2 separate regions of the Mus musculus genome follow, and region 2 is linked to region 1. Evidence: chromatin loops called from intact Hi-C (ENCODE). Cell type or tissue: heart. All regions are shown on one strand.

What was found. A loop is a pair of places that touch in the nucleus more often than their neighbours do. Peaks named below come from ENCODE experiments on the same cell type or tissue, not always from the same donor. Only the 100,000 strongest peaks of a DNase experiment are listed, where the experiment ranks them.
Region 2: a loop joins it to region 1, with 2.3 times the contacts of the local background. A loop is called at or near these places in 1 of 42 quality-filtered maps.

The regions. Positions count from the first base shown.
Region 1 is chr3:108,839,614-108,842,113 of GRCm38, reverse strand. Stxbp3 (syntaxin binding protein 3) reads left to right here and starts at 1,612. Exons shown (of 19, transcript NM_011504.1): 1 at 1,612-1,694. The coding sequence starts at 1,646. In heart, a CTCF peak has its summit at 1,417 (motif pointing right); a DNase peak (open chromatin) is centred at 1,533; H3K4me3 peaks cover 1,087 bases; H3K27ac peaks cover 968 bases.
Region 2 is chr3:108,562,007-108,564,506 of GRCm38, reverse strand. It overlaps Tmem167b (transmembrane protein 167B), which reads left to right and starts at 2,041. Exons shown (of 3, transcript NM_026198.2): 1 at 2,041-2,236. The coding sequence starts at 2,227. In heart, CTCF peaks have their summits at 971 (motif pointing right) and 2,234; DNase peaks (open chromatin) are centred at 956, 1,396 and 2,036; H3K4me3 peaks cover 1,636 bases; H3K27ac peaks cover 1,470 bases.

The DNA.
Region 1 (2,500 bases):
AAAATAAGAAGCAGAAAGGAAGACTCATCAATCACCTCGATTGAACTTAGCATACCCAAAGGAACCCTGTGTGTAACTAATAGTTTGGGGTATAACCTCTGGCTCCATCTACCACCAGATAGATAGTCAACAAGGAAACTCTGTGTCAGAAAAGATCCCTCTTACCTGTTACTTAAATGTAATCTTGGTTGTCAGCAATTTACCGAAATGTGCTGTTTTAGTATCTCTGATTCTTCTCATACTATTGACAAGTATTGATGGAGAAATAAATAAACAAAATCTTTCAAACAAATGTTGACCGACAACATGGCTAAGATGGCTCTCCCCTTCTTTGGCCTGCTAATGTTTCTACTGGCTACCATAATTGGGCCCTGCATCCACCAAACAAGGCTAGAATCATTGCCACTTGACAACATTATTAAAGACAGTCCCCTATCAAGGATTTGAGAAGGACACAAAGGTCAAGGGGAGAATGAGAAACCTGCCTGACTCCATTTTTAAGGTAGGAGACATTTTGTTGTATTGTTAAACACAAAGTTTCGTTTATTGTAAGAGTTGAGTTTCTGTTTTTAAGTTTCTGTTTCTTGGAACCTGCCCTGCACCACCCTGTGACCATGACTTGTTTTTGAGAACACTTTGACCCTCCCTTATCACTAAGTACTTGGTTTTTGTCCTTTTGAAATTTTCCTATACTTCCCAACTGCCCTGTTGTCTTGCTTCTGTAACACTGTTTTGCAACTACTTGTTATTTTGCTCCTTAAAAGGGACTCTCAGCACTTCTCTCTCTAACCCCTAATTGGCCAGGTCTCTGGTGCTCCTGGATATAATAAAGCTTGCTTCAATTTTAGCTCTAAAATTATGGTAGTGGTCTTACTCCTGCCTTGTGGAATTAACAATTCTAGGAATCGTGCTCTATAACTTAAAATGTAAAATTCTTCATAGGAATAAGAGGGTCTCTCATTTCTTAGACTTTTCTGAAACTCTATCACAGTTCTGGGAACACTGGTGGTTACCTTACAGCTTAAATAATCAATGATCTTCAAAAATTATTAAAATGAAGTTGAGAGGGATAGACTTCCCATATGGCGGTTGAACAGGCTTCTGAACAGTATAGTTTGAATTGCTTTGCTGAATGAAACATTATTTTGTAAAGCATAAAGTCTCCGTATTGGGGATGGCAGGATGTGTCTTGACAACTTAGGTTCCATCCCAAGACCCACACTGTGGAAGATGAGGTCTTCTGACCTTCACCTGCGAGCCTTGGTATGCACACATGCATACATACACACAGATAAATGTAAAATAAAAAAGACCCGGTATGTATAAATTCATAATTGTATAAATTGTGTTAGTTCACATATTTGCTTTCTGATGCCAAATTGGACACTGAGATATGGGTTATAGTAGGCTTCCGCTAGGGGGCGCCAGACAGTGCACAGAAGTCTGACCACACTACGCAGCCGCAGTCCAGGCACAGGCGGGACACGCCCTAGTTGATGCGCGTGACGTCACCTGAGGGCGCGGCCCGCGGAGGGGGCGGAGCCTCCCCACCGCGAGGGGAAGGGCCCGCCCCCGAGCGCAGCTTTCAGGGCCAAAGTAGGTTGCGAGTGGGAGGCGGTGGCTGTAGCTCCACGGCTGGGGGAAGATGGCGCCGCCGGTATCGGAGCGGGGACTGAAGAGCGTCGTGTGGCGGAGTGAGTGCGGAGGGGTCAGGGATGAGGCCGGGAAGGGTCGGCTGTACGGGGGTCTTCTTTCCCGCTGCAGCTCTGCAGCCTCTCTGGGAGCTGCATGGGCACTTGTTGCTTTGGGACCAAGTCCCTGGCTTGACTCCTTCCGGCTTGCCCAGAGTCGGGTTTCGTGCCAGCACCAGGGATGGGCGGGGTGGCCAGACGCGGCCTTCTCCGCGGCTTTGGCCAACTCTCACCCCGGTGAGGTTCTTCCGCAAAGCCCCACCCTTGGGCGACCTGACTCGGGCCGACTTTCCCTCCCAAGTCCCTGTGCTGTCCCGGGACAGCTCTTCCCATTGCACCCCCCTCGCCACACCAGGCACGGACGTCTCTCCATCCGACACAGTCTGAGCTCTGTGTTACTACTCTGTCCCGCCCTCGTCCCCGTGTTTTCAGAAGCCGCTTGGTGTCCCATATTCATGTTAGCACCGAGGGTTTTTACTACCATCCTTTTCAGTGTCTTGTCCTTTAAAAAGTGCAGGCGTAGCTTTTCAAGAGCGCCTTCTGCCACTGTTCCAAGAGAATATGACTTGCTTTAAAAAAAAAAAAAAAGAGTTCTTGAGAAAGCAACAGCGGACTGTTAAAGTTTTATCTAGTATCCGGTCCCTGCATAGTCTGCTCCTTGTGTTACAATTGGTCTTCTTGTTGGTTCGACCAACTTTAATGACTTTTATTAAAATGACACCAAACCTAGGTCTGCCAGGTTAGAAGAGCAATGAAAGCAGCAAACCGGAAGGACCTTCCTTGTTTGGCATCTCTGGGTTCTAAGTAAT
Region 2 (2,500 bases), 280 kb after region 1:
TGTATATGAGTTAGTGTCTTAGAGTTTCCATTGCTGTGAAGAGACACCACGGCCAAGGCAACTCTTACAAAGGTGCTGGCTTAGAGGTTCAGAGGTTCAGTCCACTATCATCATGGTTGGAAGCATGGCAGTTGTCCAGGCAGGCATGGCTCTGGAGGAGCTGAGGGCTCTGTATCTTGATCTGACTACAGCCAGGAGAAAGGGTCTAAAAGCCCACCCTACAGTAACACACTTCCTCCAACAAGGCCACACCTCCTAATAGTGCCACTCCCTGGGCCAAGCATACTGAAGCTACCAGTTAGTACAATCCTGTCAAGGCTGACTCTAATTTAGGCATTAACCACAGTCAGCCAGGCACTTTAGTACAGATCTTTGCCTTCATCTCTAAGTGTGAGGAACAATTTTTATTATTATTTCTACAACAGGATCTCCTGGAACCAGAGGAACATATCGTTGTGAGCCATCACTTGGATGCTGGAAACCTAACGAAGGTCTTAACAAGAGAAGCAAATGCTGTCAACCACTAAGCCATCTCTGCAGTCCTGTCTTGCTTTGTGGAATGTCCTGTGTGTATACACACATATGTAATCCAAGTGATTATATTAGTGATTATGTTAGGGTTTTTCTATATATCTTTTGGTTTTTGATGCTGTAATTTCTTAATTTGAGTATATTTTTTTCAATGACTCTTTTTTTTCTTCTTCTGGTTTTTCAAGACAGGGTTTCTCTGTATAGCCCTAGCTGTCCTGGAACTCACTCTGTAGACCAGGCTGGCCTCGAACTCAGAAATCCGCCTGCCTCTGCCTCCCAAGTGCTGGGATTAAAGGCGTGTGCCATCACTGCCCGGCTCAAGTACTCTTTCCTACATCAAACACTGTGGCTACTCTACTAGTGGTTTCCTCCTCTTGACTGTCCATTCCAAGTCTTCTGACAGTTTTGTTCTAGGTAACCAGGCGGTTCACAGCCAGCAGATGGCACTGTAGCAGGAATGGACAGAATTCTTAGGTTTCTGAGTGCAGCACTTTCAGTCAGACTCTAGAAAAGCAGACCCAGCTGTCTATAATTGAAGGTCCCAGTTTACAAAGCAGAACCTAAAGCTTTGTTCCCTGCACGCCAGCCCACCATTAGACTGTCATCATCTAGTCAAAACATCTTCAGAGAAGCCAGGGTACATTTCTGAAGAGGTGAGGCCAGCATGACTTAAACTCTGCAGATAAAGGAAACTATCCTGGTAATTTAAGGAAAAGAAAGTCATTCTAACAAACAGGAAGCTGTCTGAATGCTTCTGACAACCGAAAGCTTTAGGATCGGAAGCATGTGGCTTTTGTTATAGTTTCTTATTCCGTTTACGAAAGTCAGAGGCAGCTTGGCTAGATTTCCGCAAGAAGCCACCTAACAAGGGCTGTCCCAGGAGTCCGAGCAACTACTGTGGTATCCCCCTCAGCACTCAAACTCTCGTCGGGTTTCAGATATTACAGCACATATTACTGCTGCAGAGCATAGAAGCAAAACAAACAAACAAAACAAAACAAAACAAACAAGCCGTGTCCCCAAGAACGGTCCAACTATCCTGACAGTGGTGACGTTTTCAGCTTGGTATGGTAAGATACAGTGACCCTGCTGTAGTATACACACGTGCGCCACCTTACGTGCAATTGCTTCGCATTATAGCCTGGTTCCCAAGTGTTTTCTCTTGGAACTGTACCTGATTTCACTACCAGTTGTCACCTAAATAAGTTGGAGGAAACGGGATGGCTTTCTTTTGTTTCTTGGTCATGAATCACTGGAACCCTAAGTTTTGTTCTCAAGTAGATACAACGGGGAACGACATGTTCTGGCACACTGAACATGTGTCACAGAGCAATCCCTACAGCCTTTATTTTTCAAACACACTGTCTGGGTCCAGTCGGTCTAATTAGACAGGAGCAAGCAGGCGGACTTCCGGTTGCCATGACCACAAAGGAAGCCTCGCCCAACACGCTCTCCTCCCACTACGTAGGGACGCAGACGCTACGCAGGCAGGGCGAGGCTTTGGCTCGACGATCAGCTAATTATGCCTGATTGAGTTCGGCGTTTCTCTCGCTCGGCTCTCGCGCTTGCGTACTACGGCTCGTTCCCCGTCACCACGGCCCGGATCGGGAAGTGTCAAGTGGGAGCCGGGTTCCCCCGCATTTGCAGCCGCCACAGCTGAACCCGGACCCCTCACCCCAGCCGGGCACTACCGCCATGACGAACGGTGAGAGCTGGGGGCCCGAGCGGAGGGTGGCGGTAGAGGACTGGGACCAAACGTGGCGGGCGGGGCTAGACTGACGTGGCCGTTCCCCCCGCCCCCTCCCAGCCCGGCCCCCCTGGACCTTGGGGAGCCCCTAACTCCTGTCTGGGATGCTCCTTGCAGTTTCTCTTTTCTCAAGCCCATCAAGGTACCCTAGTGCCACACCTGACTTTTCGTTATCACCCTTTACTCTCTTTTCTTTCCTAGAAGTTGGTTCTGGCCGCTGGG